Linked DNA regions of Homo sapiens: all the other regions are linked to region 1. Evidence: chromatin loops called from intact Hi-C (ENCODE). Cell type or tissue: dorsolateral prefrontal cortex. All regions are shown on one strand.

The links. Peaks named below come from ENCODE experiments on the same cell type or tissue, not always from the same donor. Only the 100,000 strongest peaks of a DNase experiment are listed, where the experiment ranks them.
Region 2: it touches region 1 in a loop (2.4-fold over the local background); 33 of 110 quality-filtered maps call a loop at or near these places.
Region 3: it touches region 1 in a loop (3-fold over the local background); 33 of 110 quality-filtered maps call a loop at or near these places.
Region 4: a loop joins it to region 1, with 7 times the contacts of the local background. A loop is called at or near these places in 45 of 110 quality-filtered maps.
Region 5: a loop joins it to region 1, with 8 times the contacts of the local background. A loop is called at or near these places in 49 of 110 quality-filtered maps.

Annotation. Positions count from the first base shown.
Region 1 is chr5:131,107,446-131,112,445 of GRCh38, reverse strand. No RefSeq gene overlaps it. Among named protein-coding and RNA genes, the nearest start is that of HINT1, 55 kb to the left of the region's middle. RefSeq lists an enhancer at 1-453. In dorsolateral prefrontal cortex, CTCF peaks have their summits at 2,069 and 2,277; a DNase peak (open chromatin) is centred at 2,275; H3K27ac peaks cover 653 bases.
Region 2 is chr5:130,862,778-130,867,777 of GRCh38, reverse strand. The region is part of intron 1 of LOC107986449 (a long non-coding RNA gene); the gene reads left to right. Among named protein-coding and RNA genes, the nearest start is that of HINT1, 300 kb to the left of the region's middle. In dorsolateral prefrontal cortex, no CTCF peak of the experiment used is centred here; no DNase peak of the experiment used is centred here.
Region 3 is chr5:130,107,213-130,112,212 of GRCh38, reverse strand. All of the region lies in intron 2 of CHSY3 (chondroitin sulfate synthase 3), which reads right to left. Among named protein-coding and RNA genes, the nearest start is that of CHSY3-AS1, 200 kb to the right of the region's middle. In dorsolateral prefrontal cortex, CTCF peaks have their summits at 2,666 and 2,866 (motif pointing left); no DNase peak of the experiment used is centred here.
Region 4 is chr5:129,897,259-129,902,258 of GRCh38, reverse strand. CHSY3-AS1 (CHSY3 antisense RNA 1) reads left to right here. Exons shown (of 3, transcript XR_002956248.2): 2 at 2,750-2,798. Among named protein-coding and RNA genes, the nearest start is that of CHSY3, 4.7 kb to the left of the region's middle. In dorsolateral prefrontal cortex, a CTCF peak has its summit at 2,617 (motif pointing left); no DNase peak of the experiment used is centred here.
Region 5 is chr5:129,769,098-129,774,097 of GRCh38, reverse strand. No RefSeq gene overlaps it. Among named protein-coding and RNA genes, the nearest start is that of MINAR2, 24 kb to the right of the region's middle. RefSeq lists an enhancer at 2,041-2,594. In dorsolateral prefrontal cortex, CTCF peaks have their summits at 2,366, 2,565 (motif pointing left), 4,001 and 4,262; a DNase peak (open chromatin) is centred at 2,547; H3K4me3 peaks cover 498 bases.

The DNA.
Region 1 (5,000 bases):
TAAATGCTATTACTATTAGCTTTTAAATGCGAAAACCCAGCGGGGCGCGGTGGTCAGGCCTGTAATCTTAGCACTTTGGGAAGCCGAGGTGGGTGGATCGCTTGAGGCCAAGGGGTTGGAGACCAGCCTGGGCAACATAATGAGAACCCATCTCCAAAAAAAAAATAAAAAATTAGCCAGACGCGGTGGCTCCCGTAATCCCAGCACTCTGGGAGGCTGAGGCGTGTGGGTCACTTGAGGTCAGGAGTTCGAGAGCAACCTGGCAAATATGGCGAAATCTCGTCTCTGCTAAAAATACAAAAATTAGCTGGGCGTGGTGGCAGGTGCCTGCAATCTCTACTCGGGAGGCTGAGGCGAGAGGATTGCTTGAGCACAGGTGGTTGAGGCTGCAGTGGGTCGAGATCCTGCCACTGCACTCCAGCATGGGTAACAGAGTAAGACCCAGTATGGGAAAGAAAAAAAAAAAGCTTTTGCAAATTTATTTATTATTGCTGGGCGTGGTGGCTGATGCCTGTAATCCCAGCACTTTGGGATGCCGAGGCGGGCGGATCACCTGGGGTTGGGAGTTTGAGACCAACCTCACCAACATGGAGAAATCCTGTCTGTACTAAAAATACAAAATTAGCCGGGCATGGTGGCACATGCCTGTAATCTCAGCTACTAGGGAGGCTGAGGCAGGAGAACCGCTTGAAGCTGGGAGGTGGAGGTTGTGGTGAGCCCAGATTGTGCCATTGCACTCCAGCCTGGCAACAACAGCAAAACTCTGTCTCAAAAAAAAAATTATTTATTATTTTGTAAGCCATAATGTAAATAGAAAAAAAATAAGTAAATGAATGGGAAAACCCATCACAATTTCCATTCATTTGACTTGCCAATTAACTTTTTGTAACCCACTTGTAAGTTTGAAACTGTGTTCTATCAAGTCGGTGTTAACTTGATCCTAGTCCTTTTATTTGTTCATTCCTGGTAGTAGTTGTAAACTGCCATGAGCACAGTCAGTTTGGGGGTAGGAATTTTATTTTTGAAAATATAAAGTATCTTGATTTCCAGGAGCTTACTGAAGAAATAAAAATTTAGCCTGGAGTTTTCAAAACGTTTTCACAAGATTGAAGGTTACAAATCTAAATGATGGTTGGTGTTATAGCTCCATAGTGACAAAAGAAACAAAACCAAACAAAAACAAAAACACTAGACAAAACAAAAACCAAAGCAAAAAAAAAAAACTAAACAAAACAAAATCCAAAAACAAATAAATAAGCAAACAAATAGGAACCAGGCAGAAAGTAGATGCCTTGTGAAGACCAAGCCATAGGAACTCCTTGGGAACTCTCATATGGATGTCTAGATTTTAGAAACAGGATTTAATTATGTTTGATCATGGGGGAAAATATATAAACTTCGGGAAAGTAGAATCATTTCAAGTTCATTGTGGGCCTTCAGATAAGACTTTAATGCTAATCAACTTATTTTAAAGTGAGCCTGCTTAATATATAATGGAATAAATAATTGTCATGCTTTTTTTTCATAATTTTGTCAGCATCTTTTTCTTTCAATATTAAAAACAGTAGGAAGAAAACATGTAATTGTCAGATGCAGTTGCAATACTTTCTGTTTATTCAGTTTTGATAGACATTTCTTAATCAAGGTTAGTCTGGTAAATGGTTTCTCTTCAGGGCTGTGAACCAAACATCTTTGTGTAAGTGAAATAAATGCTGCACTGGGAGGTAGGATACTTGGACTTGGATTCTGACTCTCACTTGAGAAGTGGTCTTGGGCTTATGTATTTACCTAAAGGTCTTTGAGGTGTCCTGTATACCATGAGGTTTCCTGTCTCCCTCAGAGTGTTGTGTATGAAGATTAAAAGAATTAATATTTGCCTGGTGCCTGATATATAGCAATCACTCAATCAATGTTAATTATCACTGTTATCCCTGTGTTTCACTTTTAAACTTGTAACCATGTTTTATACACCACCGAGTGACATTTCACGTGGAAGAAATAGAAAATAAGTATATAGATACATTGAATTCAACTTTAAAAGTAGATGAATTTAAAACTGACATTTGCAAATCACGTTCCAAGTCATTTATATCTTATCGTTTTGCATCTAGTGACACTATACTCAGAAAATATAAATATTTGGCATGGATTTCGTATTAGAAGAGAAGCCTCTGGATTTTATTTGTACTTAGCCTCTTTCTCTAACTAATGGTATCTGTATTAGTTGATTCTGAATTCTGTGCATCTTCTCATGCACTTCTCAGTATTCCCACAGAGGGGCAGAGCAGCACTATTTATTAAATTAACACTAATCCTGCAGATTCTTCACTGGATTCTGCAGTCTAATATGAAACGCTTTGTTTGAAGTTGTGCTTGTTAAATTTACAAGTCTTTCCTGAAAAGCTTCCATGCCCTCTGACCACTTTGTGTGTGCATGTGTGTATGTGTGTGTGTGTTCAACATAATCAGAAGGACAATTGAATGTTTACTCTGAATGTTTATATAACTGCCTTTCATTTTGTCTGATGGATTCCTCTGAGGAAGGTGAGAGAATCCTAGCCTTGTGCTTGGGACAACTGCTGGTTTTGCTGTTGTGACTCAGAAGTATCCTTCTGGGAAACCAGGAACTTGATGCTGATGCTGGTCTGTTCACTCCTTAAATGTAGAAGTGAAATTACAAAGAGATGTATACAAGGTTTACACATGTCCCTTACACAGGGATCAAGACATCTTGTTGAAACTACCCCTATAGTCTGACTTCTAGACTAATCTATAGGTAGGTCTCTGGGAGGACACTGGTAAACTAAAAAAATGCAAAAATATGTATAATAAATGAGGATACGTGGGCAAAATGCCCAAATGACTAGTTTTAAGCTTACTCACTTACTATTTGCTTTATTTGAAAGATAACATTTACGGCCAGGTGTGGTGGCTCACGCCTGTAATCCCAGCACTTTGGGAGGCAGAGGCGGGCAAATCACGAGGTTAGGAGATCGAGACCATCCTAGCCAACATGGTGAAACCCCATCTCTACTAAAAATACAAAAATTAGCCAGGTGTGGTAGTGCGCGCCTGTAGTCCCAGCTACTTGGGAGGCTTAGGCAGGAGAATTGCTTGAACCCGGGTGGCGGAGGTTGCAGTGAGCCAAGACTGCACCACTGCACTCCAGCCTGGGCGACAGAGCGAGACTCCGTCTCATAAAAAAAAAAAAGATAGCATTTACCTTGCTACCTTATTCCATAAAGCCTAGGACCTTCACTGACACCATTATTTTTCTATCACTTGATTAATGTCAAAAAAAGCTTTGTAGCTCTTAATTTGAGCAAGATATAGTTTTTGTTTTTTTGTTTTTTGAGGGAAGGCATTTGTATGTTTAAAGTCTTGCTTGGCAGGCCAGGCATGGTGGCTCACACCTGTAATGCCATCACTTTGGGAGACCAAGGCAGGCAGATCACTTTTGCCTGGCCAACATGGTGAAATGCTATCTTTATTAAAAATACAAAAGTTAGGTTGGCGTGGTCGCGCACCTGTAATCCCAGCTACTGGGGAGGCTGAGGCATGAGAATTGTTTGAACTTGAGAGGTGGAGGTTACAATGAGCCAAGACGGTGCCACTGCATTTCAGCCTGGGTGACAGAGTGAGACTCTGTCTAAAAATAAAAATAAAATAAAATAAAATAAAATAAAATTCTTGCTTGGCAGACCTGTGTACAAATCAAAAAGTGCTTGTTAAATATCATTGTATTGGGCTAGGTGTGGTGGCCCATGCCTGTAATCCTGGTGCTTTTGGGGGCTGAGGTGGGATGATTGCTTGAGAGCAGGAGTTTGAGATCAGCCTGGGCAATATGGAAAGACCCCTGTCCCTACAAAAAATAAAAAATAAAATAGTCTGGCATGGTGGCATGTGCCTGTAGTCTCAGCTATTCAGGAGGCTGAGGTGGGAGGACTGCTTGAGCCCAGGAGTTTGAGGCTTCAGTAAAACCATGTACTGAACATTCTGCTAACCTGGAAGATTTCAAACAAGCAAGGAATATAGACTTCACAAATGTGCAGTTTCAGGCCAGGAGCTAAGATATACCGGATGTTGAACAACTATTAGCATCCTAAATTTTTATCATGCAGTGAGGTTTTTCCAGTTCTAAAATTTTGTTTCTATAATTTTGAGGATAAAGAAAAGAATATATAAGCAGATGTTAAATTTTATGGCACAAATCTAAGTACTGCTTGGGAAGATTAACAATGATGATAATGATTAAAAGTTGATATTTTGGTTTCAAAATTTTTGCTAATGATTAATTAGGGTACAAAAGGAAGAATTTTCATCTTTTTCCTTCCATTTTGAGAAATACACAACCCAACCTTTTCCAGTTTCTTTGGGCTTTCTACTATTTCCCAACAGTACTTACATAGGATAAAAACTGAGCATTGTAAACTGTTCTCAATAACTATTTTAGTTATGTTAATTATCTTAAAAGCTAGCTTTCATCTGAATTCAATCAACAAGTATTTTGGGAACCAATTACTATGTGCAAGCCATGGGAAATGCAAAGACAAATAAGAAGAAGTCCTTATTGTTTTACATTACACAGATCGACTTTATTATATTTATTGTGTTCTTTGATGAAAAATACTAGTTGTGGAGTATGCTCAGCCTACTCTTCTCTCTCTTGGGATAACAAAAACATAGGGCATGATTTTCTTGTGTGTCCACATAAAAGAGACACAATATCTGTGACTTCTCAGAAGCCAGAAGCTGTTGTAGGACCATAGTTTCAATATTGGCAGAAACTTCCTCTATACAAATGACTTCCAAATCCACATCCTTAGCTTTGAACACTTCTGAATCCTAGTCATAAATCTCCAACCACTTGGTGGAAATGCACTTGGATCCTCTGTTCACCTCAGCTGAACTTGACCATAAACTGTCATCATTACACCCCTACTCACAAAAAGACTTTTTTTTTTTTTAAAATGGTGAGTACTATCATCGCTGTGTTCACC
Region 2 (5,000 bases), 240 kb after region 1:
ACAGCTGGACATTTCCAAGTTTGAATTCCTAGACCTGTTCTTACTGGGGCTACCTTAGACATGCTATCTAGATTTCCTGGGTCACAGTTCTCTCATCTGTACAGATAATGATACCTAATTCACATGGTTGTTGTGAGGGTTAAATGAAATAAAAGCATAAAGCCAATTAACTGACACATTAAAATATTCAATAAGCAAAAGACATGTTTTCTCATTTATGACACCAATGAGTACAGGGGTGCAGTCTGACCTTGCAGAACTACTCAGCTCATTTTTATTCTGCTGCTTTTACTTTCCCAGTATTAGGAAAAGCAAACCTTCACACCATGATTCAAATGAAATCTCTTGAAAATGTGAGGATCATTTAAGTCACTTACCTATGTTGCTCTTTTCCAATACTTGCTCATAATGTTTATACCCTTCAAATAGTGGGGATACAGTTATAGGGCCTTTGTTAAATAAAGTACCTTCTTCCAAAAAAAACCCCACTAAACCTGCAGACAAATAGAGTTGCATAAATCAACATAATACCTATTTTTATTACCAAAGGAGCTTGCACATTTCTTCTCAGTATCTTTAAAACTCATATTAAATGTTTTGTAACATTGATTTATTAAAAGTAATATTTAATATAATTTTGTTCAACTCTGTAATGATAATGGCTAGCATAAGATGCTATGTGTTGGGCATTGTACTACGTACTCCATGAGGACTGGGGTCTCACAACTATATTCCTTGTTATATCACCCAATTAATGAGTGAGAAAATGGAATCTAAAAGAGGTCAAGTAAAACTGCCAGCAAAAGGCAGAACTGGCATCTGGAAACTTGACCTTGAAATGTTCATGGTGCTGGTAAGGCCTCTCTACCAGTCTGCCTAGATAATAAGATTTAGGATGACCACCTACCTGCTTTCAATCTGGGAGTCTAGAATTTTAGTAGTTGTGGCTATGCAGAGAGTGCCTATATGACCAGTCCCATATAAAAACCTTGAGATCTGAGTCCTACAGTGGCTTTACTGGCAGAAACATTATACATATGTTGCTGTATTTCACTGTTGGAGGGGCAGTGAGCTCTGTGTGGCCCTTTCTGGGAGAGCATAGGAAGCCTGCATGTGAATGTAACCAGACTCTGTCTGCTGTGTTCTATGCCTTGTCGATTTGGCTGTGTAGCCTTGCTGTGTTGTTGTAAAAAATATTTGCCATGAGTGCAAATCTATACTAAGGTCCATCAGTTCTTCTATGGAGGTGCCAAATGTGTGGGTGGTTGTAGAATTGCTGAAACAAGTGGTAGTCAAAGTCTGACACAGATGTGGACATGACTACTGAGAGGACAAATTATCCATCAGTTAGGAACTTTATTTACATCATCTTCCTAAAGATTGCAAATGGTATTAGTTAGTAGAGCTGACGTTACAGCCCTTTTAGGAGCCTCAGCTCCAACACCCCATGTTGGGTCATTATATGGAGTATAATACACGCTTTGTAAACTATATGCATACAGACATACAATAGTTAAAAATAGGCCAGTGTGTCCAATGCCTGTCATCTTTTTATGTGTATCCTGTGTTTTTATTGTTTTGCAGCTGAATGCCAAACATAGAAGATAATTACAAATATTCAGCTGTGTGAAAGTGAAGATAGGGCTTAAGTACAAACAGGAGACATGAATTTTTAAAATAAATGCTTAAATATGACTCGTGTTCTACAAACATCTGGAAGCTAGGTCTGCATAGCTGAACTGTCTCATCTGTGGGCCCATCATGATGATCATGATCCCTCCTCCCACACAGTAATCAATGCATGGGATCAGGATGCCAATGGCTAAACATGATCAGAATGAACCCCCTTTCTAGAGCTTTTCCTGTTCCTCTGCAGACAATTGTTTATCTTCTTAAATAAGGTTTTAGATGTTTTTATTTTTTTCTTTGAATTTCCCCCTTGCTTTTTAAGCCATATACAATATGTCTATATTATTCTTACAATAAAGAAATGTGATGTTTATAATCAGTATTATAACATTTTGAGTTTACCAGTGATATGGTTTGGCTCTGTGTCCTCACCAAAATCTCACCTTGAATCATAATCCCCACATGTCAAGGGAGGAACGTGGGGAGAGGTGATTGGATCATGGGGGCATATTTCCCCATTGCTGTTCTCATGATAAAGAGTGAGTTCTCACAAGATGGTTTTATAAGTGTTTGACAGTTCCTTCTTCACATGTTTTCTCTTGTCTGCTGCCATGTAAGATGTTCCTGCTTCCCCTTCTGCCATGATTATAAGTTTTCTGAGGCTTCCCCAGCCATGTGGAACTGTGAGTCAATTAAACCTCCTTTGTTTATAAATTACACAGTCTCAGGTAGTATCTTTATAGCATTGTGGAAATGGACTAATACAGTAAATTGGTACCACAGAGATTGGGGTGCTGCTATAAAGATAACCTGAAAATGTGGAAGCAACTTTGGAACTGGGTAACAGGCAGAGGTTGGAACAGTCTGGAGGGTCCAGAAGAAGACAGGAAGATGTGGCAAAGTTTGGAACTTCCCAGAGACTTGTTAATGGTTTTGACCAAGATGTTGATAGTGATATGGACAATGAAGTCCAGGTTGAGGTGGGTCTCAGATGAAGATAAGAAACTTCTTGGGAACTGGAGCAAAGGTCACTCTTGCTATGTTTTAGCAAAGAGACTGGTGGCATTTTGCCCCTGCTCTAGAAATCTATGAAACTTTGAACTTCAGAGAGAGATGATCTGGAATTGAAACTTATGTTTAAAAGGGAAGCAGAACATAAACGTTTGGAAAATGTGCAGCCTGACTATGCAGTAGAAAAGAAAACCTCATTTTCTCGGGAGAAATCCAAGCCAGCTACAGAAATTTGCATAAATAATGAGGAGCTGAATGTTAATCACCAAAACAATGGGGAAAATGTTTCCAGGGCATGTCAGAGACCTTCATGGCAGCCCCTCTCATCACAGACTTGGAGGTCTAGGAGGAAAAAATGGGGGCAGGACCTTGGGCACATGTGCTGTGTGCAGCCTCGGGACTTGGTGCCCTGTGTCCCAGCCACTCCAGCTTTAGCCATGGCTAAAAGTAGCCAGGGTGCAGCTCAGGCTACTGCTTCAGAAGGTGCAAACCCAAGACTTGGTGGCTTCCATGTGGTGTTTGGCCTGTGGATGCAGAGTTCAAGAATTGAGTTTTGGGAGCCTCCACCTAGATTTTGGAGGATGTGTGGAAATGCCTGGATGTCCAGGCAGAAGTCTGCTGCAGGGGCAGAGTCCTCATGGAGAACCTCTGCTAGTGCAGTGCAGAAGGGAAATGTGGGGTTGAAGTCCCCACACAGAATCCTTGGTGGGGCACTGCCTAGAAGAGCTGTGAGAGGAGGGCCACCATCCTCCAGACCCCAGAATAGCAGATCCACTGACAGATTGCACTGTATGCCTGGAAAAGTCACAGGTACTCAATGCCAGCTCATGAAAGCAGCTGCAGGGGCTGAACCCTGCAAAGTCACAGAGATAGAGCTGCCCAAGGCCATGGCAGCCTACCCTTTGCATCAGTGTGCCCTAGATGTGAGACATGGTGTCAAAGGAGATTATTTTGGAGCTTTAAGATTTAATGACTGCCCTGCTGGATTTTGGACTTGGATGGCCCCTTTATTCTGGCCAATTTCTCCCATTTGAAATGGGAGCATTTATTCAATGCCTGTACCTCCATTGTTTCTTGGAAGTAACTAACTTGCTTTTGATTTTACAAGCTCCTAGGCAGAAGGGACTTGGTTTGTCTGAGATGAGACATTGGACTTGAACTTTTGGATTAATGCTGGAATAAGTAAAAACTTTGGGAGACTGTTGGGAGGGTATGATTGTGTTTTGAAATGTGAGGACATGGCATTTGGGAGGGGCCATGGGTGGAATGCTATGGTTTTGCTCTGTGTCCCCACCCAAATCTCATCTTGAATTGTAATCCCCACATATCAAGGGAGGGACTTGGTGGGAGGTGATTGGATCATGGGGGTGGTTTCCCCAATCCTGTTCTAATGATAGGGAGTGAGTTCTCATGAGATTTGATGGTTTTATAAAGTGCTGTTCCCCCTTCACTTTCTCTTCTCTCCCCTGCTGCCTTGTGAAGAAGGTGCCTGCTTTGCCTTTTGCCATGATTATAAGTTTCCTGAGGCCTCCCCAGTTACGCAGAACTATGAGTCAATTAAAACTCTTTCCTTTATAAATTACCTAGTCTTGGGTAGTATCTTTATAGCAATGTGAAAACAGACTAATATAACCAGAAATCACAACTAATTTGTACACATCTACAAGATTGTGAGGGGGTAAACAATAGCAAATAGGATCTCTGAGTCATAAAATTGTGAAAAAACTGTTCTCACTTGCTAGTTTTTTGTTTTTCTGAATTTCTCAGAGCAAACATTACTTTCATAATGAGGTAATGTATTAATGTTTATTTATTTTGAAATTTTGAAATATGCTGGGATCTTGGGAAGGTCAAGCCCATTCATCAAAATATTTATTTTTCGGAAGAAGTTTACAAGACCCTATGTTCAAGAACATTTAGATGTTAGAGTCATGAAAAAGGTTGGGGTGAACCCCTGATTCCCACTGAGGAGGTGGCAAAGAATGTCCACACTACAACATTTGAATATCCAAGTGCTCTTTTTAGTGTAAGGTACTAGGATTAATTTTATTGATGAGGTATCAAAATCAAGCTATTTGATAAACACACAAGCACTTCTAATAATCAATAAACTACTTTTATTTTGTAGAATTTTATAGTAGAAGCAACTTTAAGAAATACTTGTTTTAGTAAGTATTTCTTCCCAAGATGAGGAGGCTTAAGCCTAAATAAATAAAGTGATTTTTGCTGAGTAGTAATGAAGGAGTGGCAAAATCAGGGTAGAAGTCCGTTTGCCTAGGTTCTGGGTCAGTACTCCATGGGCTGTGTTTAATTTTCCTTAAAGTGACATTTTTCACTAATTAAATGTCAGGTTTTGGCTT
Region 3 (5,000 bases), 1.0 Mb after region 1:
TATCCATATCTTTATCATGAGAACAACAAGTTGTTTGATATCTCCAATTATAGTACTTACAAACCTTTTTCTCTGGTAAGTTTGAAGTGATGATTTTCCAAAAACACAGATGCAGCTGACTTGGGAACCACAGTCTGAGAATCAACGGACTGGAACATAGATTCTGAAGTGAGGCTCAGCCCCTTATCAACTGTATAACTTTAAGAAAACTGTTTAATCCAATTCTTTTCTGTAAATGGGGATGAGTTAGTGTATTCCTCATAAACATGATACGAGGGTTAAATGAGTCAACCACTTAAAACCCTGCCTGAATTCTAGTAAGTCCGGTATGTGTGTGTTAAAATAAAATGTGTGGAATTAGTTGCATCTGTTATATTTTACCCACAGTCACCTCATTGCACCTGCATATTTCTGTCAGCATTTTATTTCCAGGTGGCTGAAAAAAAAAATCACTTTAACCCATTGGTTCCCAATCTTGGCAGAATATTAGAATCACCTGGGAAGCTTTTAAAAATTACTATTTCATTATTTTGATTTATTTGATGTAGGCTGAAGCCTTGGTACTAGAATACTTTAAATACACTCTAGGCAATTATAATATTCAGCTAGGATTGGAAATTATTGCCTTAACCTATAAATAAGCAGTATGTTTCTAGAACATGGTGGTCATATTTGGGATCTTTTGTTACACAAATAAATAATCATATTGAATAGTGCAAAGCTCTGTTGCCTAGAGCTTTTTAAAATCGGGCTGATTGTATAATGTGCTCACAAACTTAACAACAGCTAGATTTTAATGAATCTGAGGACTTAGGATAAAATTAGCCATATATATTCAGGGTCATAAAATATATAGTTTCAGATAATCCACCATCAATGTGAAAAGAATTTTAAACAACTGGCTGATTAAAGAGGTGATACTTCAATTCTAGCAATATGGTTAAAAACACAGTATAGCAGATTATTGGCATGTGAGGATTTAATGTTAATCAGTTTTCATCCTGAAGATCCATGACTACGGGGATTTGTACTTGACTGAAACACAGATTTGAAGGATTCATGCCATGGGGCTGGCAAATAGGATTTGAGCTGCTGTGCTCATCAGTGAGCCTAGCCTACAGGCAGCATTCTTTCATATGATCATACATCCTTTTTTCAATGATACAAACATGGAGGTTTGTGAATGAGTAACAGCCAACATAAGAAATTAAATGTTGGTGAAAGTTGAAGAGCTAGCAATAAAAATTCAATTTTTATTAAAATAAATTTATTTTAATAAAAATAAATTATTAAAAATTCACAGCCAAAATTCAATTCCTAACAAAAGCAAAAGACTGTTCAAACATTTTTACATTCCCAAACATGAAGATTTCTAAAGATCTTACAAATATTTCTCTTATCAGGGATATAATATACAGAGTTTTAAGTTATCTTATAATGCTGCACAGTTTATTTAGATTTAATCCCCAAGTTAATGAAATATAAAAAGGTATTATATGTCATCATTAATATTCTCTATGCTTTTTATATGAAAATGAAAATGAGTTGGAAGTAGTTTTCATCTAAGTTAGAAAAAAAACCTGCATGTAAGTATCCATCCACTATGAAGATTATCTCCCTAAGGCTCAAGACAGATCTTATGAGGTCTGGGCTTCACATACTGTCAGCACAAAACCCTCTGGGCAGAATGAAAGCCAAAGATTAGACTGTGGTTTATCTGTGCTCTCCTTTGAGAAATGTCAGAACACATTTCTTATGAATTACAAATACTAAAGAAACAACACTTTTCAATAGCTGCCTCTGCCTGTGTGTTATTATGAACATGACAGTAAAATGAAGAAAATCAGGTGGGAATATATTATTTCTTAATACATTTAGCTAACCATTGCATCTAAAACAGAGCTCTTTATGGTTGAAATTTTGACTAAAGGCAAAGCTTTAGTCAAATTTTGTTGTCAGGAAATTAAATGAGAAAAAACAATGGTGACTATATAAGAACCCATGTTCAGTAGAAGCCAAGCTCATTTCTGAAGTCACTACAAAAACAAGGTTCTAGAGCATACTTTTTAGATAAATCCCAGGAAAAAATTTCAGAAGCAGCCAGGTTTGCTCTTCATACCCATGAACTGCCAACATTTTTCTTTATCAGAGTAGTTGCAGATTGTTCAGCATCACCATTTCCAGTACTTATAAGCCTTTTCTTTAGTAATTAATTATAAGCCATAGTTTTTCCTAGTAATTTTGAACCTCTCCATTCTCTATCCCATCTCTTTTCCTTGCTTAATACCCAAACTCCAATTCACTTCCCCTTATGGAGATCTGTGGAGTTTTCAAGTCACTTTTGGTTTAAACAAGATGACAGTGAAGACTACATGAGATGATGTATAAAACCTACATAGGACAATATCCAGCTCTGGGCAAGTCCTTGATAATTGTCAGATTCCAACCCCATGTCAAATCCCCACCTAATATTTCCCGATATTCATCTTCAAAGTAGTAAATATGCACTTAAAAAAAAAATTACTCTCCTCAGAATAGGAAAGTGTGTTCTTTAAGGAAGAAGCAAAGGTGCAGCTCTCTCTCATGAAATGCTCCTTATATTCTATATTGATGAGAAAAATACTAGAACTCCTGAAATTTTAAAATTGAGAAAAAATTTAAGCCTAACAATTGTGTGTTTTGTAGATGTGTAAAGATTTTAGAAGTTCTCCTTGCTGAAATTAGCTTCTAATGTATTAATTTTTTTTCTCTTACTTACAACATTTTAGTTGAGAACTTTCTAACCTACCAAGGTATCCATTTTGCCTTGGTAGGGTCACAGTGTTTTCAATCCTCCTCTGCTACTTTCAATAGGAGATCACCCCCTAGTGGAAATGAAGTAGAAAGTATGGCATTTTTGTGCTTCTCTAGTGAAAATTTAAAGGAAATCTATGTCTCTTAAAATGATATTAATACTATCAAGCAAAATCTAAAGAGGCAATTTTGTAAGCAACAAAGATTTCTAAGTTACAATGAGTCCCTATTTGCATAAGAATATATTAACGGTTTTAAAGTTTCTTGGACCTTTATCCTAATTCACAAATTATTGTCTCTTTCCATTAGAACTTTTATTTCATTTCCTTATTTTTAGACACTGATGTGCCTGTAAATGTAAACTATAGAACATGACTGAAGTAATTTGCAATCTTCTTTCTGTTTAAGAAACTTGAGGGCTTCATATGTCTTCATAGTCAAATGGATAATACCCATGCTTTAGACTATTTTGGTCCATTTTCAGAAGAAATGTTATACAAAATATAAAATATTAGTATTTGCCTTATATTTAATAGATGCAATACAAAAGGACTATTCTGGGTGCTTGACATGTTATTCAATTAATAAACCTATAAAATACTTGTGGATAAAATGCTTAACTATTGTTTCCATTTGTGCATCTGCTTTGAAGTTGATAATATAGCATGTGAATGTTCTAATGAAAAGCCTAAGTGTGAATGCAGTCATTTTTTTAAATGCTGTAAAAACTTTATCACATTTTAAAATCAAAACCAATAAATTCAACCTCATCTTTGATAAAACCTTCCAATAACTAATCATAACCGCATATATGGGATTGTGCTTTTATGATAATATAACTTTTTGACAAAGCATTACAATCCAAATGATTGTCAGTTTTGCATTTTTCTACCATTTCATGAAATCTTGATTACAATTATTTCTGAAAGAATAAAACCTCAATCTTAGGTAAATGGCAAATTGCCACTTAAGTTAGCCAAAGGAGAAGTTATTTATTTGTATTAAGTACTTTGCACAGACTCTGGATGGCCCTATACAATTTATAATATGTGATATATACAATAATATAAAAATATAAAACACTAACGCAGGAGGATAATTTTTTGAAAGGGCTCTCTGGAATTATGCATGGAAATGCCAATATGAGCTTGATGTTTAGATAACTTCAAACATAACACTAACATTTAAGTATTTATATATGTGTATTTTCATGATGTAAAAAGTTTTGCATCATAAACTGATTAAATTGCCATCAACTAGAGTGTATAAATTATAGAGTTAGGCAAGAATATTAATTCCTGCCCCACCTACCTTACAAGACCATTGGTAGCACCACAATTAAAAATATATATGAAAGTGCTTTGTAAATTATAAGCAATTATAAAATTGTCAGATGTGTTATGCTTACAGTTGGTTGATAAATTATTTTGATAATAAAAATGTTTTTCGTTGTAACATACTGAAGGATTCTATCAGCCATATGAAAAAGAGTGTTAGACACTGAAGCAAATATAACCCCTTAGCTATTCTGCTCTGAAAAGAGGTAATAAGCTAGAAGAGAGAAGAATTAAGCAGCCAACTGATTTGAGTGATTGTGGGGCAGGGTGGAGAGGATAGAGCTTGCTTTGCAGGCATGATACCAATAATTAGACCTAATTATTAAACTGAACTGACTTGATTGATCAAATACCACTAAGTTTTACTTTGTATCTATTCTGTGTAGTCAAAGGCCTGCCTGCCAGGGCCTGTCAATAAGTTGGCAGAACAGATTTTGACAATAAACATGTAATACTACAAAGAGTGAAGTTAGGGCTGTCTAAGCTAACAGCACATTTGCAAAAGTGGTATATGTATGTATAAAGCAGAAGGAAAACAACTCATTTTCAAATTTATTTTAATATAAGTACCATTTCCTCTATATATATTAAAATAAATTTGAAAAAGTATATATATAGACGAACACACACACACACACACTAGCCCCGTAAGGAATACTTAATTATTCAGTAAAAGAGACTCAGAGCAAGTCACCTTCGTTGTTAAATATATACTACTCTTTTGCTGAGTAATGTGGAACTCCACATTACTATTGTTAACGTTAGCTATAGTAACATTGTGAAGAAGGTCAGGAGAATTTACCCTTTACATAATGCTTGGATGGCAAAACTGCAAATTAGATCAGTTTTATTTCTGTTTTTATAGGTGAA
Region 4 (5,000 bases), 1.2 Mb after region 1:
TATTCAGTGCTTCCCATCATGAAGCTTATAGTGCATTGAAGAAGACACATTAAACATCACACTAGGAAATGAATTACAATGGTGATAAATGATATGAATAGAAATACAGAGTACTCTGAGAATATTTATAAGAGCATCTAATTTAGTATGGGAGTCAGGGAAGGCACTAGAAAAGATTCAGATAAAATGAAATCATTGAAGTGATATTACATATGAGACAAGTGACCTTGGGCAAGTTGTGAAAATTCTAAGTTTTTGATTTCTCATCTGTAAATTCATTTCTGTGAGGCTTTATTAATATACTATATGAAGTGCTTAACATAATGTTTAGTTCATTGTAAACACTTGGGAAATGTTCTCATTTTCTAATCCCTTCCCTTATGCTAAAACGTCTCTCTCATGGTATCTATCATCTTATTTTTATTACATTTCATCTTTTCATTTATTTAACAGATACTTATTTAGTATGTACTGTGAGGCAGACACTATCACTGAGAAAAAAAACGTAGACAAAACAAAGTCCTGACTTCATGGGACTTGTATTCTAAGAGGAGATTACACACACACACACACACACACACACACACACACACGCATGCATGTGTGTATATGAAGTATTTTTACATATAAAGAAATATCTGTAATATGTCGGTGTAAGTGTTTATTTAAAAAAAAGAGAAGGATAGTGAGTGTATTATGTGTTGGGTGAGGCCACTTAAAACTGATACGTCAGGAAAGTTCTTTCTGATACTTTTAGCAGAAAACAGAAAAAAGTGAGGAAACTAATCCTGAAGATATCTGAAATAATACTTTTCAAGGAGAAGGAGTAGCTAACACAAGTCTTTGACACAGACATGGCATATTGAGACGCAGCAGAGGCCAAAGTAGATTGGAAAAAGGAGGAAGCGGATGACTTGTTGATAATTTAGGTCAGTGCTGAATAGAATTATAATGTGAGCCACAACTGCAAGATATATAATTTAATTTTTTTCTAGAAGCCTCATTTAAAAACAGGTGAAATTGATTTTCATACTTTTTATTCAACTTAATATACCCAAAATATCGGGAGATATTTTACATCCTTTTTATTAGTACTAATTTTTCAAAACCATTGTGTGCTCATCACTTACAGCACACCTGAATTCAAACTAGCCACATTTCCAATGTTCAATAGACACAAGTGGCTAGGGACTACCATATTGGACAGTGCATATATAGATCCTTGCAGACATTCATAAAGACTTTGGCTTTTATTCCGAGTGACAATGAAGCTGTTGTGTAGAGTAGTGATCTGGTTTTTATTTATTGTTTACAAAGATCATTCTAGCTCCTATGGGGAGAAAATAAACTGCAGTGGGACAAGGGTAGAATTAGAGAAAACATTTAAATCTTTATTGAAGTGACCTCATCACTTGAGAATAGAAGGGAAAAAACAAGCCTCTTTTTTTTTTCTTCCTGCACAGTGTCTGCCCCTTTCCTTATTTGTAATAAGTAGAAGCTTTGGGAAAAGATTTTTATGTAAATTTAATTTTATATGTATTCAGATTCCTGTTATTTGTGGGTGTTATTTGTGGGCGTTTCCCAAAGTCAGTGAAGTAATTTTCTCATCTCACTTTAGTTCTGAAGATACATGACTTTTAGAGGAGGTAATTTTCTGGGAAATCTCTATCAAGAACTCACTTTTTTATTTTCAAAACATTAAGTAATAAGTTATAGGAATAATTTTTAAAAATGTCAATTGGATGTAAGGGTTGTTGAGGAGGAAATTTTCATGGAACTAACATTGAAGAAAAATAAACATAATTGCATACCAAAATATAATAAAAATCTATATACTGTGTTAGAGGAAAGAATACACAAATATAGGTAATTCTATAATAATAACTCTGGAAAAAATGTCTCATATAGTTGCTGTTCTTATCTAAGCAAGAATGTGCCAATAAGTATACTTGTGAACCATCTCATAAAATCTCTGTGAAGCACCTCTATAGTGGATTTTGAGAAAAAAGCAATAATAAAATCCTTCTAAAATTATAATAGTTTACAAAGAAAATTACAAAACTGATTTTCTGTCTTTCCTAAACCCTTTAACTATTTCAAATATGTCCATATTAGACTACAGTAACATATGAATTATTTGCCACCTTCTCTGAGCTGTAGCTACTGGAACATAAGGTATCATCTGGATTCACAGTGAAGACAGATTTCTTCTTGTAGAGATTGTGTTCCTGTGGCTTTGGAAAGACTTTAATGTCAACCACCCCAAGACAAAGTCTGCTATACTTAGCAGAGAGTCTTTGAGCAAACTGCTCTAATGGGACTACATTAGATATTAAAACTAATTGGAAAAGGTTACTAATAACTTTAAAATCACAGAAAAGGCGCAAGTGACTTTAAAGGGTGGAATCATTCTTTGATCATTTATGAAAGTAAAAGGTCAATATATACATGAATGTTCAGTTTATGCTTCTGTTACAAGGTATAATCAAGATTAGGCTTGTACTGACACTTTGAATCAGGATTTTACTAAGCTATTTTGAATGTTATCATTTTTTCTTGACAGATCAAGGCTGAGTTAATTTCATTTGTGTGAAGCAACTGTGGCATCTAGTGGTTAATAATCATAATGGTAATTCAGTTTGTTCCTAAGGGATAAATTGTGTTACAAAATATTTTTATATTGCCAAGGAGTATTATAATCAGAGGGACATAATAAGATAACAATTTGATTCTATTTTTATTTTCTCAGAAATCAGCATGAGAAGATGATCAAAATTCATATATTGAAACATGAAAAGGTAAATTATTTATGGCATATCATAAAACTATGTAAGTTTCAGAGCCTGGTATTAATCTGCATTTAATCACCATGAAAATATTCCAGTAAATTTTTTTACACTGAGCAGATTTGATGCTACCAAAGGTTTATTAATCAAGAATTACTTTTTAGGTATGATAATGCTATTGTAGCCTTGTTTTTTTATACAAAGAGTCCTTATTTTCTGAAATACATACTGAAATGTTTATAGATAAAATGGTATGATATCTGGGATTTAAATATATGGGATGGAGGGAGGTGCTAAATGGATGTAGATGTGAATAGGGTCTGATTGGCCAGGTATTGATTACTATTAGGGTAGGTAATTATCTTCAGATAAATTTGGATCTCTATAATAAAAAGATTTTTAAAAAATACTTCATTTGTTTAAGGTCAGAACATACTCTTCATTTATTTTCTGTAGATTTACCTAACCAAGATATGGTCCACTTGTTTAAACAATCAGTGAGAAGATCAATTGAGGAGGAAAGAATGAAACTCCTCCTGTCACTTAGGAAAGGGTCAAAAAGCAATCAATTGAAATAAAAACATCCACTTCTTCCAGCCCTTCTTGGCCCCATGACAGTCTGAGACATAAGCAAAATACTCGGTCAAGCTTTTACAAAGAAAAAGGGACTATTTACACATGAGAATTTTTTCGTAAGTAGTAATAGTCTCTGATTAGGTAATGGGCTGCAAAATCTCAAGTTCCTAATCACTAAACTGAATTTATGCTAAAAAAAAAAGATTTTTATTTTTAATTGCCTCCGTTCACTACTTTCCTAAAATATGAATAATCTCCAATTCAATATTTCCTATCTCGGAAAACTTAAAATAAAATGCATGTGCCACCTTCTTTCTGTTGCTTTAATTGTCAACCCTGTTAATTATTGGTTTCCTTTCCTGTCCCATAGATCTGTGCTGTTCAGTAGAGATATAATATTATCCACATATGTAATTTAAAATTTTTTAGTAGCCACATTTTACAAAGCAAGGACATGTGAAATTAATCTTACTAATATACTTTATTTTATTTTCCTTAATGTATCCAGTTCCAGTAGAGAGTAGAGTTGTGGGTATTCGAGGCTGGGAAGCATAAGGGGGAGGAGGAGGAGAACTTGCATAAAGGATTCAAAATTACAGCTAGATAGGAGGAATGAGTTTGGGTGTTCTGAAGCATCACAGGGTGAATATGGTTCATTATCATTTTTGTATATTTCCAAAAAGCTAGAAGAGAAGATTTTTGAATGTTCACAGCACAAAGAAAGGTAAAATGTTTCAGGTGATAGGTATCATATGCTAATTACCCTGATTTGATCATTATATATTATGTACATGTATTAAAATATCACTCTGTATCCCATAAATATATACAATTATTACATGTCAACTAAAACTAAACGGATGGGGGAAGCTAAAACATTTTTTAAATTAAAAAAATACCATTTCTGACTATTAAGCCTAAAAACATTTTAAATGACAGAGACAATTGGATTTCAGGATGTTTACAGGATTCATTGTGCTGCATTCCGAGATATCAACATATGAATACATTGCATATTTATACACATAAATATGTATGTATGTATGTGTTTACATACAGAAACACTATATATATGTGTGTGTGTGTATGTACATATAGAAACACACATATATACATTTCTTTATAACCACATATCATGACAAGTTAAACATAAGAGGAGAGATTAGGGGTCTTTCCTTTTCCGTAATGATTACTCTTATTTAAATTTTAGGATACCTTACTAGGATGTAGGAGAAGTTAGATACCATATCTCTCAACCCCGTGTCAAGGGGATATGGCTTAGGCTTAGCAAGTTGGGTATTCTATCTAAGATTTTGTATCTTGAGTGAATGAGACAGGAATAATTTATAATTCATCTTAAGGTGCTGCATACAGCAGTGGATTTTTATTTAAGTCTGTAGTGAACTAATAATGACACAAATATTTCAATAGTTATTTAAAGTAAGGATTTATGACTTTCAACAGAATATTGGCACCGGGAGAGCAGATTATTTTTCTGCAAGTCTTCAAAATTCTTGGGGGTGTTTGAAAATATAATTATTTTCTTTATGATGTTCTTTGAAATCAACAAGAACAAAGACACAACATACCAGAATCTCTGGGACACATTCAAAGCAGTGTGTAGAGGGAAATTTATAG
Region 5 (5,000 bases), 1.3 Mb after region 1:
TTTGTTTTACAAATTTATTTGTATGTGGTAGAACCATGGTGCTTCAGAAAATAAATACAAAAAACAGAATCCTAATGTAGCTTCAATTTTTGTTTTCTTTGTAAATGGCAGCTCATTTAAGCCTACCTGTAGAAGCTATTTAATATGGAAACTTCCACGGAAAGATAGATAGATAGACAGATAGACAGATAGATAAGCAACATCCAGTAAAAGTGACTTTTTGGTGCATAGTTCTACGAATTTTAAAAAATTTATAGATTAATGCGTCTTCAACCAGAATCAGGATACAGAGCAATTCTATCACTGCTCAACAAAAAATATTCTTTATGCTTCCCTTTGTATGCACACACTGAAACCACACCAGCTCTTGGCTCCAGCTAGTCTTTTCTCCATTTGCCTCTTGTCAAATACATTTTACTTAGTGTTTCCCACAAGGGGTCCCAGCACTCCAGGGAAATCCCAGAACTCTCTTATTGTCTGGGTGAAGATAGTAACATTAATCATATTCTGTGGATAGCCTCTGAGAACGTACCGAAATAGATAAAGGAGATTAAGATTGTGTCGTGACTCACTCTCTCTGGGCACAAGCATGTATGGCGAGGCAAAATAGGACAGAATAACCAACTATTAACACTATTTCCTTTCTCTTTCCTGAAGATACCTGTAGCCATATTCCCATCTGACTTCTAACTCAAACTGCATTGACGAATGTGAAGACCTCCGTGGACAGCAAGGACTGACAGTCTAAATGAGCAATGATGCTGCTCTTATCACAAAACAGGACCGACTCAAGTAGGGTATAAGAGATCAAACTGATTTCCCTTCTTTCCTTGGAAGGATGTTAAAAATTTGAGCTCCAGGAAGACATAGCTGACCTGGGAATGCTGTTTTGGACGAAGAGAGGAATTTGTACTTCCTCCCTGGGGTAGGTGAAGAAGGGAAAGGAAGAAAATATAAATATGTCCCTTGAAAAATGTGGCATTTCTGAGAGATGTGAAAACAGATTTGCCATGTTTGGGATGCAGTTTAAGAGTAGAAACCTCCGAGATACCATATACCATGAGGCTTGGGGAAAAAACAGAAATGATACATTTTGACGAAAGGAGGGCCCAGCTCTACCTGAGATTCCCTGTGGCTGGGGAGTGGCAATGAAGAGGTCTGTACTCTTCCCAAGGCTCCATGGTAAGCTGTGGAAAGTAACTTGGAGCATGAGCTGATGATCATGGCCAGAGGCTACCTGGCCAAAAACAGGTCATAGATCAAGGAGATGCACATTACTGTGATGTATGTGGACCTTTATAAGTGAGATGCTGGCTGGTATCTCCTGCACACTGTACTGGTGATGACTGTGTCACCTGTGGGAGCCAGCACCATCCAGCACTGTGCCACAAAATAATGAAAGTAGACAGAATCTCACCCTCCCTGCCACGAATGAATGGACTTCTCCTCTCTAGACTTGCATATCTTCCAGAGGAAGAAGTAGGAAGCTGAATTAAAATTTGAATTAAATTTTGACTGAATTAGTAATTCTGATAAAAGACTGATTGGACTAAATTTAGCCCCAATACTATATTTCTGGAGACAGGACAAGAGTTCTATTTCTTCGCACTCAAGTTGGTGTCTATAGAATTCAAACCTGTTACATAAATTTAGAATCAGAAGGAGTGGCTTTGTGTCCTAGAAACCATCTTTAGGGACAATATATGGCTGGAGTTCTGCCACTGATTCACACGAAATTCCTACTGATGCACAAGAAGTCATTATTGCATGATCCCTGATGGCTGAGGCTGTCTCATGATCATATTTCTAAGATTCCATTTAAAATGAGTACGAATTCCAGCTCAACTTTAAAGTATAATTTATCTGTTAAATAAAAATCTGTTTGTATACATCTTGAGGGTTAAATTGCTCATGAAACTTGTATTCCTGAGGAGTGTGTAAAGGCCGAGGAAAGAGCCAAGACAAAGAGATGATTTGTATCTGTACATCTGCCTGTTTGTTCCACAGGGAAGTGCCACCAAGTAGGCCTTACGTTCATGGGCGCCTGGACGGGGCTTTTAAAAGTTCACAACAAAATCCAGAACACTTGTGGGTTTCCCCAACCTGAACCTTAGCTTTGAAAGAGTTTGCTGAGTTGCTGACACTCTCAAGATCCTGTTTCAAACTTAAGAGAGAAAGAATCACCCAGGGAGCTTGTTAAACATGACGATTCTGATGCAGCTGCCCTGAGAGTCTGCATTTTTTAATAAGCATGAACCACAACTTGAGTAAAGACACAATAGAAGATTTGGTTAACGAAGTCCATGTGCCCAGCTTGAACTTCCTTGATCTGAAGACTTCTCAGCATGGGACCCCAATTACTGTCACTTTTCTGTGCTGATGCACACTCAGTGATCCCGGCAGGCTCTCCTGCTCCCTACCCTAGGGCTTAATCAGCACAATTAATCACTTGTATTCCTTTGGAAGTTCTTCACTCATTTGTCAAGATACCCGTATATTGACACAACTGAAATACCGCCCTCAAAATAGGCAAGCTGTGGTTTGGCATCCTGGTACACACCTGCCCTCTGGTGGTGAGAGAGTAACTCCAAGCTATAGGGAAATAAAAGATCCTTTCCCTTCTGCTCTTTATCATGGTGAACAAGATGAAACTCGGTGTCTGGCCAGTGTACAGTAAAGAAAGGTGCATTTTAAAGGCATAGTCTACAAAGATGAGAAAATCCTGGGAGCAAATTCTGTTGCCAAACTATGACTAGGTGCCTTACATGGCAGCACATTGGAGAGTGATTGAGGGATTCATCCCACCAAACCTCTGATGCAGACGACACAGACCTGCAGGTTTCCCGGAGGTGAGGTTCTTCAGCGTGGGTTTGATGTCAGCTCCTCTGAAGCCAAACTCCTTCCTGACACAGAGGCGTTGGAGCTTCCTGGGACTGACATCTAATTTAGGGATAATCTAAGGCAAAGTTAGAGAAATCAGATCCTGTACTCTGGAACATTGTCATAAGGGAAAGACATTCTATCCATAACACTTACTAAGAAAGAGTAATTAACTCATACATATTCTTAATCATAGAGTCTATCACTTAATATTTTACCTTATAAAGAAGCCCCACAAGCCTAAATTACAAAATGGTACAAGCATATGGCATTCAGATTTACTGGGATTCTGAGCATAACTGTGTTTGCCCTTGTTAAAGCAGGGTCTTTTTGTACTCACTTGGAGACTGGGGCTGAGTGTACGTATAGCTATGGGTCGAAGGAGAGGAGACGCACTTCCGTTGTCTTCATCAACAGCTGGACCATATCAAGCCCCCACTACAGCCATGAGAAAATAAAAACTTTAGCAGAAAGAATAGTCAGAATAGGTTTAGTAGATCTAAGCTCTCATTGCAATTTGATTCTGACAAGTCTTTTGATGTCCCTGAGCCTCAATCTCTTCTTGTAAAATACGGCTTTTACACTTATCTCTCAAGATTATAGTTGAGATGAAATGAGCTTGTAGAAGGGGTAGGGTTTTAAAAATTATGCAGTGTAGAAGCTACAACTATTTCTGTTGAATTCTTAATAAGGCCAGGATGGAAATGTTCAGGTGGGTGGGCAGCAGGCATAGGGCCCTATGGGACACTGCTGTCCATGGGCATCCACTGGACTTGTTAAAGGAAAAATTGTTTACGACACATGTTAAAGGCAGTGAAGAAGACTTTATTCAAGGGAGGCTTCTGCAGTGGGGTTTTATAGTAGAGGAGAGAGATCAGTCTCCACTCTGAATATGATAAGGAAAAGTGGAGACTTATAGCTAAGGGGAACAGTCAGGCTTTGATGGATGGAATATTACTAAGAGTAGGGTAATATTTTGCTAAACTGACCTAACAGGATTTTTACTGAAGGAAGGCCAGGGTGATAAGATATCGTATAGAGGGTAGTCAGATTTACTGTAAACTGACTTAGCAAGATTTTTGCCAAAAGTGGAATAAGCCAACCATGGACACAACCCAAGATCCAGAGCCTAGTCAGAGAGACACTCGGGGGAGCCTAACTAGCATTAGATCAAGGACAGAGTCTTTGTCAAGAATCTTCCTGAATAACTTGGAAAACAGCTGTAAAAGCTGTACATTTATATGTTCATGATAAGCAAAATAAAACTTTTTTCCTGGGTTTGCAATTCTTGAAAGTGGTTTCTGATCATTATATTAAAAAAAAAAGAAAACTTTTGCAGCAGGAACAATAAAATTATTCTATTAAGTATTGATTAGAAATGTTTCAGCCTTTAAAATAATGTATTTTTAAGAAAGAAACTTAGTTAACTGCTGTTTCATTTATATTTACTGATATACTTTTGAATCTGGCCTAACCATTGTTTTATTATTCAAATAATTATCTAAACAATATTTCCCAACTTTGAAACTAATTCTAATGTGAGAGATTTTAGCGCTTATTTCATAGCTGAGAAAAACCCACCAGTTTAATTAGCATAAGAAGAATTACTACCTTTTCTTTGTCAGGAACTTAAAAACGGCGTACAGGATAAGCAAAACTGTGTAAGCCTTGAATCTTTTTCCTTCTTGCTAAAGAAATCTAGTCAGAGAATATTTTATACTGAAAAAAGAATTTCTTTATTTAAAAGATACAATATTTATTTCAATTTTTTATTTTGAAAGAGAGCCTTTTGGCCAGGCGCGGTGGCTCACGCCCGTAATCCCAGCACTTTGGGAGGCCGAGGGGGATGGATCACGAGGTCAGGAGATTGAGACCATCCTGGCTAACAAGGTGAAACCCTGTCTCTACTAAAAATACAAAAAATTAGCCGGGCGTGGTGGCGGGCGCCTGTAGTCCCAGCTACACGGAAGGCTGAGGCAGGAGAATGGCGTGAACCCGGGAGGCGGAGCTTGCAGTGAGCTGAGATCCTGCCACTGAACTCCAGCCTGGGAGACAGAGCTTTTGCATTTAGATTTTATTTATGTATATATGCATATATTTTAAATACAGACACACAATTG